Linked DNA regions of Mus musculus: region 1 is linked to region 2. The links are chromatin contacts, found by Hi-C in ENCODE. All regions are on one chromosome and are shown on one strand. The core of a region is the stretch at or near the end of the contact, and the rest is flanking DNA. Distances in the headings are between cores, read along the strand shown.

Region 1 (6,529 bases), core at 2,882-5,381, 6.1 Mb after region 2:
CCTGGTCCTCTGGGGAGCCCTTACCCCCACTGGCCCAGTGAAAGATTTAGGTTAAAGGCACTGTCTATAAATTGGGGAATAGGTGACTCCACCTCCCCAAGATTAGTTGATGTCTGTGTGGCAGTGGGAAGAAATAGAAGGAAAAGTCTGTCTGTTTACTGAGACTTCCTTGTAGGCCTGCCTTTCTTATCTTCATCATCACCATGCCAACACACACACACACACACACACACACACACACACATACACACACATACACACACACACACACACACACACTTTCCTTTCCATGAGGTCCAAAAGTAAATGTACTCAGGAAGGGGGACATTGAAACTCCGTTCTAAGTAGTCATTTGTGTATTTACTTTTTTTGTTTATTTGTTTGTTTGTCTTTCGAGACAGGGTTTCTCTGTATAGCCCTGGCTGTCCTGGAACTCACTTTGTAGACTAGGCTGGCCTCGAACTCAGAAATCTGCCTGCCTCTGCCTCCCAAGTGCTGGGATTAAAGGCGTGTGCCACCACCGCCCGGCTGTATTTACATTTCTTTATTTATTTTTAGTCTGGCCCAGATTTTGGGTTTAGGGGTACTTACCCTTACACCTGTGGATTTTTCCACCTGTATAATGGGGAATCCCATAGATAAGTAGGCAGGAGGGCATTAAAAGTCCACCAGTGGTGACTCAGAGCCTGGGCTCTTCTCTTCTCGTGGATGGAAACGAAACAGCTCTTCACATGAACTGTTGTCCTTCCCCCACCCCCTGACTACTCACCCAGCTCAGGGGGATTAGGATGGAAGGAAAGGCTATGGTTAAGTCCCAGGCAAGCTCGTGGGAGGCTAGTCCTCTACTGGCTTCTCACCATGCATGGGTGGTCCAAGGCTTTCCCTCCACCTAAAGCAAAACTGTAGCTCTTGGTTGGGTTCTAGCAACCACTGCCATTTATTTTCTGCCTTTGCTTTCCAGGATAGTGAGACTCTGCTCAATACTGTGCAGGCAAGAAATTGTCAGGGGAGATGGGTTGTATGATATGAGTCCCTTCTGCTGCCTCTAGCTCCTGATTCATTCTCACGTATGGGCTTGGTCTCTGATTGTGGTTCACCTTTGGCCCAGTCTTCCTAACAGAAGATGGGTTCAGGGGGTACAGGAGGCTGTTTGTTGTATTTGACAGGAGGAGGAGTTCTAGCCTGTTCCCCATTTGTGAGAAACTGAAAGTCATAGGGGAGACTAGATCATCTAATCCAGCCCCACTGCAGTCTAAGCTGAGGGATAGGATGTGTAAGGGACTGTAGCAGACGGGCTGGGGAGGCTGAGTCGGCTCACACATTGCGACAAAGATTGCCCTTCCCTCGACCTCGCTTGCTTTCTTTCCTCCTCCCTTCCCTGGCCACAGTGTGTCCCTCCAGCACTGGGTACATGGCTCTGCTGTCCTCATCCAACATGGAGCCTCAGAGGTGAGAAAGGGCAGCCTGGAAGCAACAGAGGCAGGCACAAGACAGTGGAGGACCTGGCCTGGAACCACAAGGGCCTATCCGGACATTGGTCAGAGAGGCACGTAGAAGCCTGGAGAACACCAGGAAAGAGAGCAGCCAGCCAGCCTCAGTGAAAGACACGTGCTTCCAGCCATCTCCTCTCAGGACCTGCCTTCCTGGGAGATGAAGGGCCTCCAGGAAGTATGGTCCCATCTCTACCCTGCAGTTTCTATAAACAGCCTCAAGGAGCATGAGCCACCTCTGAAAGGAAATACACAGCAAATTCAAAAAGAGATTCAAATGTGTAACACTGTGGGAAAACATATCTATGACTGGGGTTGTAGCTCAGTTGGTAGGTTTGCTTAACATGCACCAAGCCCTGGTTCTGTCTTCTGCATTGCATAAAACTGAACAGGTTGGCCCAGGTCTGCAATCCCGGCACTCTGGAGGTGGTGGCAAAGGAGCCTACATTCAAGGTAATCCTCTGCTATACAATGAGTTCTGAGCCAGCCTGGGCTATATGAGACTGTCTCAAAAAATAAAACAAAATAAAATAAAGCATTGGTTAGTAATTCAAAGAAAGCAGATGTGGCTGAAACCGTTTTCCCTGATCATAATACAACAAGCAAATGAAAGCCAGAAGAAGGCTCCTGTGCCTTGTGTGTGGCAGTACCAACCATTGTGAGAGATGCCTTTGGACCTGGTAGTTTGCTGTCTTAGAAATGTATCCTAAAATAAGGATTTGGTTATAAAATGTTCATCTCAGGGTTGTAATAGAGAAAAATGGAACGCAGCTGTTTGTTTGGAAGTCCATTCCTTTTCTGCTGTCATGAAAATGTATAGCTAGGGCTTGCCTAAGTAAATTATATTCATCTGATGGTGGTGTTCTGTGCAGCCATCCAAAGTCTTACAGAAGAAAAATTGAGTGGAAATATAAATATTGAATACTAAAAAGATTATAAAAGTATGAGTTTGTGACTGTTTTTAAAATATGAACACATACTTGTAATATATTTTTTTAAAAACCATCCAATTGAGTGGAAATATAAATACTGAATACTAAAAAGATTATGAAAAGTATGAGTTTGTGACTGTTTTTAAAATATGAATGCATACTTGTAATATATTTTTTAAAAAAACACTGAAAGTGGATTCAAAATGTTAAGAATGGTTGTTTTTGTATGGTGGGATAGTACAATTGTGAATTTTCCCCTTGTTTTTTCTGTCTTTCTAATTTTTAAATATTGTGCATTGCTTTCATATGTTAAATAAAATACAAAAGACAAATAAATGTTTTAAAATTTTTACTCTTTTATGAGTGTTTTGCCTGTGAGTGGCAGGAATCCAACATTGTCTTCTGAAAGCAGCTAGCGCTAACTTCTGAGCCGTCTCTTCACTCCCTCTGTAATTTTTAAAAAATATATTTGTATGTTATATTATGTGTCTTTGTGCACCAGAGTGTGGGTGCACATTCTGCAGAGGCCAGAAGAGGGCATCAGATTCCCTGGAGCTGCACGCTGTTTGGATCTTCTGATGTGGATGCTCAGAATCGCACTCAGGTCCTCTAGAAGAGCAGCAAATGCTCCTAGCCACTAAAGCCATCTCTCCCTCTAGTCCTCATTGTCATGTTTAGATTTTGGAGAATTTGCTTGTAGGAGGATGGGCTACACCAAGTGCCAGGTGAAAGAAAATGTTTGCTTGGGATACCTATTGCTTCTTGAGTGTGTGTGTGCATGCTTGTGTGTGTGTGTGTATGTGTGTGTGTACACTGGAGCTAGGAATCATATCCAGGGGCCTTTTCAAGCTCCACCACACTAAAGTCAATTCTATGAACTTCATTAATTGTCTGAATCCACCTACTCTCTACACACAGGAAGCATTCCTCTGACTTTCTGACTGTCAGCCAGCTAAGGAGGTGTGGCTTAGAATAAGAAAGAAGGGAAATGCTCAAAACCTGTCACTCTTTGGGGGATTTGTGGTTGGAAAGGATATTCCTCTTAAGGCCAAAGGGGTCTAGAATCTGAAGAGTCTTATTTTTAGCTTGTTTGTTTTTCTTACTTGAGACCTGGGGAGGGGAGGTGTATGTGTCTTCCATTTGCTTCTTCTACCTAATAAAGTTTCTTGGTGATGTTTGGGGGGGGGGGAGGGGGTAGGACTCAAGAAGGGATTCTCCCATAAGCTGTTCCGTTTGGGTAGTACTATGTAAGGAAGTTACAGGTGGGCAGAGCTCGGCTCTGCCTGACTGGCGTGCTCTGAGGTAAAGGTGAGATGGTGCAAGATTTGGGCCCTCAGGAGTTGGCTCTGTTGGCCCTGTACCTTCTGGTCTGTGGGTAAGGATGACCAGTAGGTGAGAGATGAGGGAACCAGAACAGAAGGTGAAAGTTAGTGGGGCGGAGCCCCAGACTAGTCAGGTGGGGGTAAACTAGATGACTTTCTGGAACCCCAAGGGGCTCGGAGACTAGTGGTGTTGGAGAAGACCTCTAATGTGTTGTAAGGCCTCTGAACTCAGTAGCCGAACTTGATGCCAGAAAGCCCCAAACTGCTAAACCCAAGCAGGAGCGGGACGCCATCCGTTCCATGGCTTCACCCGAGGTGGCCCCATGGCTGCGCCAATCAATGAGCAGCCGAGAGATAGGGGCGTGGACAAGCCAGGAAAAGTTACAGCACGCTGGAAAGATAATACAGGCCAGGAAGCCCCAGGCACAGCAGGGTGGAAAAGCTAGATCCCGATTCTGCCGGAGGGGGGCCCCTTCGAGGTCCCGGGCACCGGGTGCCAGGATCAGAGAAACTGACTGAAACCTAGCTGACCTGCCCAGACCATGGCATCCTGGGGACTCCTTGTGGCTGGCGCTTCCTTCACGGCGTTTCGGGGACTGCACTGGGGGCTGCAGCTGCTGCCCACCCCGAAATCTGTTCGGGACCGCTGGATGTGGCGGAACATTTTCGTTTCGCTGATACACAGCCTACTCTCTGGAGTAGGGGCGCTGGTCGGGTGCGGAACTTGGGGACTGACAAAGCACTGAGGGGCGGGGGTGGAAAAGAGGGCCTGGAAGACTGAAGTTGGAACCTTTTGGAATGGAACTGGTTTGGGTTGTGGATGGGTGGGAGTACCCAGTGGGAGAATGGATCTAGGTCTGGGAGAAATTGACCTTAGCTCTTTGTCTTCTCCAGGCTGTGGCAGTTTCCTCAAATGGTCACCGACCCAATTAATGATCACCCACCGTGGGCACGGGTCCTAGTAGCAGTGTCAGTGGGTGAGTGTACAGAAAAGGCTGAATCGGGAAAGGCCTTGTTGGACCGGGAATTCTAGGTTCCTCCCCCATCTTTGGAATGGAGCAGATGTTGCTGGAGGTTTGCTGTGAGGAATTAAGGACCTGAGAAAAGTGGGACTTGAGATATCTAGGCTGTGCATCAGCTCTGAGCGAGGAGCCTCATAGTCTTCTCCGGTGCCTTCAGGTTATTTCGCTGCAGATGGAGTTGATATGCTGTGGAACCAGACATTGGCCCAGGCCTGGGACCTTCTCTGTCACCATTTGGCGGTAAGACTCTGAAGGGAGAGGCCAGGTAGTAAGGGAGCATGTCCAACTCAAGGGCCCAACCTCTCTCTTCAGTGTTCTGTCCTCTGACTTTTCCACAAAGCCCCCTGAAAACCTATCCTCTCAGACTTGGATTGAGTTGGAGGGAGGTTTTGACTGCTAGCCACTCCTGGGCACTGCCCAAGGAGTTTGGTTCTCCCCACAAACCTCCAGCTGATCATAAAAAAAAAAAAAAAAAAGCCAGGAATGAAAGCTAGGGTATGCTATGCAAATAGTGTGGCTTGGGGTAAGAGAACCTCTGGTCCAGGGCTGCTCATGCCCCCTAGATAAGGGTCAGCAGAAAGGTCAGGATTGGAGGCAGTCCTAAAAAATGCTTGGGTAATATAAAGTGAATAAATAAAAAATAAATAAATACTAATTTTTAAAAAGCTGATACCTGGAAGGATGAGGCAGAGAGTAGAAAAAACATGCGTGGGTGTCCCTAGGATAAGGAGCTGGGACTTGTTGGGCACAGGTCATGCAAAGCCTGAACCTTGAACCTTGCCTGCAGGTAGTGAGCTGCCTCAGCACCGCTGTTGTGTCTGGCCACTATGTGGGCTTCTCTATGGTATCCCTGCTTCTGGAGCTGAACTCCATCTGTTTGCATCTACGGAAGCTACTGCTGCTCTCCCATAAGGCCCCATCCTTGGCCTTCAGAGTAAGCAGTTGGGCCAGCCTGGCCACCCTGGTCCTCTTCCGCCTTCTGCCTCTGGGATGGATGAGTCTGTGGTTGTCCCGGCAGCACTACCAGCTGTCTCTTGCTCTGGTTCTGCTTTGTGTGGCTGGGCTGGTCACCGTGGGCAGCATAAGCATCTCCACAGGGATCCGAATTCTGACCAAGGATATCTTGCAGTCTCAGCCCTACCCGTTTATCCTCATGCACAAGGAAACCAAGACACGTGAGCCTGTTGCCAGGAACACTTCCACTCTCAGTCTGAAAGGTGTGGAAGTTTTCTCTTCTGTCAGCCCCCAGGGAGGTGGGGCTGGGAAGAGGAGATGGTAGCCCACTGCATAGTCTACTATGTAGCAAGGACTAGACTGTATCATCAGAGAGAGAGAGAGAGAGAGAGAGAGAGAGAGAGAGAGAGAGAGAGAGAGAACATTGTATGAGATCTCCATTACAGTCAGGAAATCAGGAGATCTAAATAACTTTAAAAGTCCCACAGTCTTTACATATTCTTAAAATTTCAATCTCTTTAAAATATCCATCTCTTTTAAAATTCAAAGTCTTTTTACAATTAAAAGTCTCAACTGTGGGCTCCACTAAAACAGTTTCTTCCTTCAAGAGGGAAAATATCAGGGCACAGTCACAATCAAAAGCAAAAGTCAATCTCCAACCGTCCAATGTCTGGGATACAACTCACGATCTTCTGGGCTCCTCCAAGGGCTTGGGTCACTTCTCCAGCCAGGCCCTTTGTAGCACACGCGTCATCCTCTAGGCTCCAGATACCTGTACTCCACTGCTGCTGCTGCTCTTGGTGGTCATC
Region 2 (7,115 bases), core at 3,904-6,403:
CCCGACTCCCAGTGCTCATACTAACCAAGGGGAGGGGACAACCAGGGACAAGCACAAAGACAGACACCCACAGACTCCTCGAAGACAGACGGGAGGCAGACGCACACGTCCAGGGCCAGGCTGGATGGCCGACACACTTCTGAGGCTGACAATCCAGCCTTCCCAACCCGACCTACAGCCCCCAAAAGCCGGCCGCCCAGAAAGGGTTAATTCCACTTGAGTCGAAACCACGCCCTCTCCATCCGGGCACTCCCGGTAAAGCCAAGCTCCGCCTCCCGCATCCGGGATCTGGACTCTAGGACTTTAACCGACCCCCCCACACACACACACCTCCCTTAGTCCCAGGAGAGAACTACTCCATCAATCACACCCACTTAACTCTCTCTGGGCTTGGGTCAGAAGAGCCCCTCCGCGCAGCTCACGGAACGCGGGGTATAAGAGGGACGCTTGGCACGAGGCCTGCGACCCGCAAGCAGACACTGGACGACCAAAGACACCAGACCCCGCAGAACGATTTTTCCTGAACATGCATTTAAGCCAGCACGCACCGGCTCGAAGGTGGGGCGGATCCAGGACCGACCCCCGCGGGTCCCATTCCTTCACAGTCTTCTTTCTGCATGGCGGAAAGCTACTAAGTTGCCGGCTCGCTTCTCACCTGGGAGAGCCGGTGGGAGAGGGAGGGCCGCGGGCTGGGGCTCCGCAGTGACTCAGCCACCCGGGCAGGCCGCCCGCCCGGGATTCCCTTCCCTAGCCTTCCCCCGCCGCCGGCCCCTCCCCGCCCCCATCGAGAAGTGACAGTGCTTGCCCCGGCGCGCTGGCCCGCTATGTGTCACTGCGGGTGTTTGTGTCTGCCTCTGACTGGGCGTTGTGTTCACCAATCAGTCTAACAGGGTCGACTGTGTGTGGGTCTTGGTGTCTGTTTGCACCTGCATATCTGCTCATCTTGTCTCCCTCTGTGCCTGTGTCTGGCGCGTTCCTGTCATTATCCCTGTCTACATGACTCTGCTAGGCTGTCTCTTGTCTGTGTGTCTGGTTGGCTCCTGTCTCAGTCTTTTGTCTGGGTCTGCCTCTGCAGCACTGTGGCGATCACGTGTGTCTGTCTGTGCACATGCCTTTCTGTGCTTTCTTCCACGTTCTCAAAGCCAGGGGAACGTCGGAGCCAGGCTTGAGGGATTCTCCTTACCCCCCTGGATCCTGACTTACTGGGTCAGTGGTCCTGCTTAGTCGATTATTTGGGACTCTGTCTGCCTTCAGTCAGGTTCAGCCCCATTCCTCCACATCCTCACTTGAACCCTCACAGCTTCCTGCAGTTATCATGATGCAAAGTGCTTATCATTTACCAAATGGTAGGCACTGTGTTTAAAAAAACAAAAAACAAACAAACAAAAAAAAAAAAAACACCTTTTACATTGACCTTTTAACTCTTCCCCAAAAACCTGGCAGAGGAGGGCCTTGATTACCCTATTTTGGGAACGAGGAAACAGGCTGGGGAAGGCTCGACAACTCAACCAAGATCATTCTGAAATGAGCGGACACGTGGGCTACATTTTCCACACTACTTCTGGCCTGTTCTCCCTCAGTTTTACCCTTGCCTGCTACCTCCTAGACCAGCCTTCCTCTGTTACTATCCCAAGTGTCTCATCCTCCAGGGTAGGTGTGGGTAGGAGGCAGCAGATCTCAGAAGCCGTAGGTTTCTTGGCAGTGAAGCATGACATTCCCTTAAAACATTCATTCAACACAAATCTACAAAGGCACCTCAATGTGCGAACTGTCACGCTAAACAGGACAGATAGGAAAAAATAGCCCTACTCAAGAAACCCAGTGAGCAATGGGGAAAAGCAATGAGGAATCCGAGAACTTTGGTTTCTGGCTTAGGGAAAATTCCCTTCTACTAGGGAGATGAAGCGGGCCTCGGGAAGAGAGCTGCCAGTAGCAGCAGGTCTGAGGAAAAGCAGGTGTTCTGAGTTAAGTGCACAAAGCAAATCTACGGTGATACTGTGCACCACAGAGAGAATGGGCCGAGGAGCACTCAGAGGCGATACGCAGGAGGCCGTAACATGGGCTAGCTCAGGGCAGTGGCTTGTAACATCTCCTCACATCAATTCCTAAGCACCCTTTCCACGAATGGGGGGAAATGCCTTCCCCTTCACAAGAAATTCCTCTGGGCTATCTCACAACTACATTCAGCTGGCAAGCCCTGGCTAGCTTTCTTCAGTCTGCAAATGAGTTAGTGGCAGCACTGGGGTGGGGGCTGAGAGGTTTTCAGGTGGTAGAGAGGCAAGTGAAGTACAGGGATAAACCATTCACAGGCGATAGAGGGGGCTCCATCAACGTGGAGGGCTGAACCATTCAAGCAGCACATGTTGGGGGGAGGTTCAGAGTTGGGCTGGACCATTCTGATGAGTGAGCATGAACCAGATCAGAGCAAAGATTTCCAAACATGCGGTGAAGAGTTGGACGTGGGGGACGGAGGTGACAGCAGCCAAGCTTACCAGATGGAGTTGGAAGTGGACTGTCTCATGGAACAAGCACTCCAGCAGTGGGTTACAGCAGAAGTGGGGTGGGTCCTATGGGCTACAGCAGAAGTCGTGGGGTGGGTCCTGCTATGAGGCTGACATGGTGCCTGGGGGAACCTAAAAGAAAACAATTTCAGTTAGAGATGGGATCTCCCAAGATAGAGGAGTTCCCTTCCTTCCTGGTCCCCCTCATTGAGAAACCAGGCTCTAGAGGTCAGATGAGATGGGAGATTCGGTTTCCATGGCAACCTGGAAAAAAGCCATCTTCCAACCTTTCCTTTAGGAAGCAGCCTGGTTCAGGTAGTAAGGAAGCATAGGGTGGCACCTCAGTACCAACCCACGTCGCCCTTTTCTGACTAGACTGATATTCTGGCTCAGGCCCAGCTACAGGGGACATCTACTGTCAAGCAACCTTAGTTCCTGCCCCCAGGGCATGTGGACCCTAGGCCTTCAGTTCTGCTACCTCCAACCCTAACAAGACACCAGATAGTCAACACCACCTTTTGGACTCTGACCCTTCCAGTTCCCTTAGGCTGGTGTAGGCAGGTTCTGGCAAGCGGCACAGGTGGTCAGACAAGATGAACGGGCCCAACAGGGAGGAGCCTTCTTCCTCCGCAAGAGCTGTGACTGGGCCTGAGCTAGGAAGTAGCCTCTGCAGCAGGCTCCCTCCATGTCACCTCCAAAACCATATCCTGTTTCCCCATCACCTCCTTCCTCCATGTGGCCCAAGGAGGTGACAGGGGCCCACTCTCTTCCCTCCTAATCCTTAGATACAAAGAGCTAGGTATATTACTACAAGTCTAGGGCCAAGACTCAGGTGTTGATAGCAGGAGTTAGGCCTCAGTCAACCCTCACCTCAGACTCACTCCTTGGGGACCAGTGTTTTCTCCAGGACCCAGACACACGGGCTCTCTACCTGGCCTCTCCATTTCCTGGCCTTCCAGCCCCCATCTTTCCCCCTGCCCCAGAGACTTAGGCCTCTGGCCTCCATGATGCAATGCACTGCAAGCTTTTGTGCCTGCTGATGACACTGCCCCCAGGGAAGTGTTATTTCTGACCTAAGCAAGGCCCTTAAGGAACAGTGGTCAGCAGCGAGCTGAGAAAACTGGATTGGCTAGGACCTTCTGGAGAAAAGATGCTAGAGGCTGGACCCTTCTGGACAGGGAAGCAAATTCAGGACTAAGGTGCTTACCCAGCAGTTGATAGAATTTGTGGCTACGGGGTAGGCTAGCCTATAGAGGGGGGGAGGGTTGCAGGCCAGACCAAGGGGGTCAGAAGGGTATGTGATGGGTGTCTGGACACCAGAGTGGGGGAGGGCCAACAGCCATTTAAAGGGCCAACCTCAGAACTTTAATCCCTTACCAGCCTTGGCCCCAAGCAGGAGGCTGTAATTCATCTGCCCAACAGCTGGGGTGGGGGTGGGGGGGCATGTGCATGAGGAGGAGGGGCTGGGGCCTTCTTGTGCAAAGAACCAAACAACAAAAGGGGAAGCTGAAGGGGCCAGCTCTAAAGTACCCAGGTCACCCTACTGACCTGCGGATCTGCCAGTGGCCCCCACCTGGTTCTGGCCCACAGGTTCTGTAGTTCAGACTCACAGATTCTTGGTCATGGAGTCAAAGGGCTCACCCATGGGGTTCTGAAGAAAGCCTAGACTGAGCACCCTCAGGGCAGGCTGTCAACCCCTTCTTGCACTTTTCCAGCCACAGTAACTGGACTGGAGACCTGAGGCCCAGTCCCAGACAGCCTCAAATGCCCTGCTCACCAGCCAAGCCTCTGTAGACATAGCCTGCCAGCTCCCCCTCCTGCCAGCACAGGGTGGCAGTGGCCACACCAAGGCTGTCCCTTTAAATCATTTCCACCCCTGACGGTGTGGACAAACCAAGGGCCCTGCCCCCCAGGCAGGCAGCTTGCCACCACCCCACCCCCTAACCCCCAGATATGTAAGGGCCATTTAAAGGGACATCAGAGAGGCAGCCTGGTCTCTAACAAATCCCCACCCCCTCCTCACACACTCACTGTCCCTGTCTCCAGCAACACACAGCCCCCCTGCCTCTCCATCAGGCCCCAAATTCCGGTTTTCTCTCACCCCTAGAGACTGCTACGAGGAGAATGGGGCAAGGGAGACTGGGGGGAGCCATTAAAGAATAAGGACTCCCTCCTTCCTCAGAGCCCCATGAGACTGGTCGGAAGAAGCCAGCCTAAGAAACATTGAGACAGAACCCCAAAAGGTGCCTCGGGCAGAACAGGGGAGCACACACTGTGGGGTGGGGGGAAGGGAGTCAGGCTGCACGAGACGGAGGGTGGCGGAGCCAGCAGGCGACAAGCCCAACTCGCAGAAATGGAACAAGGAGGGCTGGGGGGGAAAGGCAAGGCCCGGGAAATCGGGGAGACGGAAAGGGGTCGTCCGGGAGGGTGTGGAAGAAAATCAGACAGGGGGAGGGAGAGCCAGGCCAGGGTTACCTGCTGGGTGTCTGTCCCCCGGCGGTGCCCCCAGAGTCCGGGTAGGGAGGGGGAAGCAGCAGGGGGGGGAGTGGGGGCTGGGGGGCGGGGGAGACGGTCCCTCCTCTGCCTCCTGGGCCTGCCCCGGCGCTTGCAGCCTCTGCCTCCCTCCCTCCTCCTCCCCGTCCCTGAGTCCCGGAGTCAAACAAAGAACTGTAGCAGGCTCTCCCCAACCCCCTCCCTCCCTCCTCCTCCTCCTCGTCCTCCTCCTCCTCCTCCACCTCCTCCTCCTCCCCTCCCTCCCCACCAGCAGGCTCCCTCCTCCTCCCTTCCGGTCTCTTCCTTTAACTACCCGCTCCCCCAGCCTCCCCCCACTAGTCTCTCTCCACCCACCCACCCACCCCAACCTTTTACACACCCCTTTAGCCTAGCCATGTCCCCGCTAGGGAAACTGTGGAGTCCCTTTGCAAAATGAAAGGCTCCAGAGAGCAACATGGGAGGGAACCAGAGTATCGCTTGAAAATCACAAGCTACAACGTAATTATTTTAACAGCCAAAGGAATATAGTCTTAGCTATTTTTTTTTAAGGAGGGGAAAAATAAACCTAAAGAAAGCAATACAAATCTGGCTAAAGCCCACATCAAATAAGGTACATAAAGTAGTCGATGCTAATCCCTGACACCCCCCCCCCACACACACACACACACACAACACACACTCCAGGTAGCAGAATTCTCCACTCTTTAACCAATCCCCTGTGAGGGCTACTTTAGAAACAGGTCCACCCACTATAATAACTAACAACATTTAATAATATGTATTTTCTGATACTCATTCGGTATTAATTTTATACCAACCACTGTGCTAAATGCTTTGCATAAATTATTTCACTGCCCCCTCCCATCAGCTAGAAGGTAGGTATTGATATTTAAATGTCCCAGATTGCAGATAGGAGGTTCTGCAAGGTTGTGACTTTTCCCGAGTCCCATTTAGTGGCAGAGCTGGGGTTAGAATCCAGGTTTGAGCCGACAATCCACATTCTTAGGCACAAGAAAGGAGACTCTGTAATACCATCACCAACTCCAAGATTTAACAGAGGGCAGCCATAACTATCACTGGACTTCTCTCTCAAAAGTGGGCAATACCAGAAGCTGATCCACCTACCTACACAGATAAAGACCTTGACTTTTCAGCCTAACTCTTTCTCCTCAGTTTGGTAAGAGGAGGTGACGGGAGTCGCAGGGATGGGCTGGTGTGTATACCCACATACAGCTCCTCTCTTAGGGGCAGCTGTCTTGCAACTACACCCACTTCAGCTCAAGCTGGGAAAGGGGCAACCTGACACTGGGCCATGCAGCAGGTGGGAAACTAAAAAGACTTCAGGAGACACTTCCAAGGGCGCGCGGGAGGGAGTACGGGGGGTGGTAGTGGTAGTGGGGACTGGAGAGGAAGTTTTTCCATGGCAATCTAGGAAAAAGAAGGGGGGGGAAGACCCAGAATTCTCTCAAGCCAGCAAAGGGGCAAAGTCTTTCAGGCCACACCACACCCGCGCCCCTCCCCCTTCACGAAACTCCAGGCCAGGGTTTCCCACCTGCAGGATGCTAATGCCAAGGGAAAGGAAAGGAGAAAGAGATGGCACGGGACTGGAACGGGACTCTGGGCAGAGGTGGGAGGGAATGGAAAGGGGAGGAGATCGCATTGCCTGGCAACCGTCCCGGGGCACGTGCACTGGTGACATCATCCCAGGCCACCTCGAACACAGACCTTTGACTCCTACCAGGGCGAAGAAGCTGCTAGCTGGCTAAATTTCCTGAGAAAATAGCTTTAGGAATTCTGGGAACCCAAAAAGGAGACGAAGGAGGGAACCCAGGCGTCCTGCTTTTATCTCTGTTAACCCCAGCAGAACCAATCCTAGGGAATCCGGTCATTCGCCTGCCTCCTCCTCTCAGCCTCCAGCCTTGACCTCCCAACCCACATTTCTGACTGTCCCGACACGCCCCTCGGAAATACTGTGCCTTCTTTCTTCTGGGCTTGATCCCGGGTTAGGGGCGGGAGACTAAGGGACGGGGCACCAACCAAGTCCCGCGGGACTCCGTCTGCTATCTGCAGGATCCCTTGTGCCCCAGCTGGCCGCCAGCCGGAATCTGTCTGGGTCCCCAA

Evidence for each region. Hi-C counts contacts between places; a loop is a spot of excess contacts on that map.
Region 1: a loop to region 2 is called in a map of T-helper 2 cell, with 8 times the contacts of the local background. The contact joins the promoter of Tlcd2 here to the promoter of Kdm6b in region 2. A Hi-C loop is called at or near these places in 2 of 37 maps with a recorded cell type or tissue (T-helper 1 cell and T-helper 2 cell).

What each region holds. Positions count from the first base shown.
Region 1 is chr11:75,463,919-75,470,447 of GRCm38, forward strand. It overlaps Tlcd2 (TLC domain containing 2), which reads left to right and starts at 4,132. Exons shown (of 5, transcript NM_027249.3): 1 at 4,132-4,459; 2 at 4,639-4,721; 3 at 4,924-5,006; 4 at 5,554-5,983; 5 at 6,482-6,529. The coding sequence starts at 4,287. Mir22hg (Mir22 host gene (non-protein coding)) reads left to right here. Exons shown (of 3, transcript NR_030711.1): 3 at 1,389-2,772.
Region 2 is chr11:69,411,041-69,418,155 of GRCm38, forward strand. It overlaps Kdm6b (KDM1 lysine (K)-specific demethylase 6B), which reads right to left and starts at 5,154. Exons shown (of 24, transcript NM_001017426.2): 1 at 4,977-5,154; 2 at 2,493-2,633. It overlaps Gm51903 (a long non-coding RNA gene), which reads left to right and starts at 4,473. Exons shown (of 2, transcript XR_003949708.1): 1 at 4,473-4,744.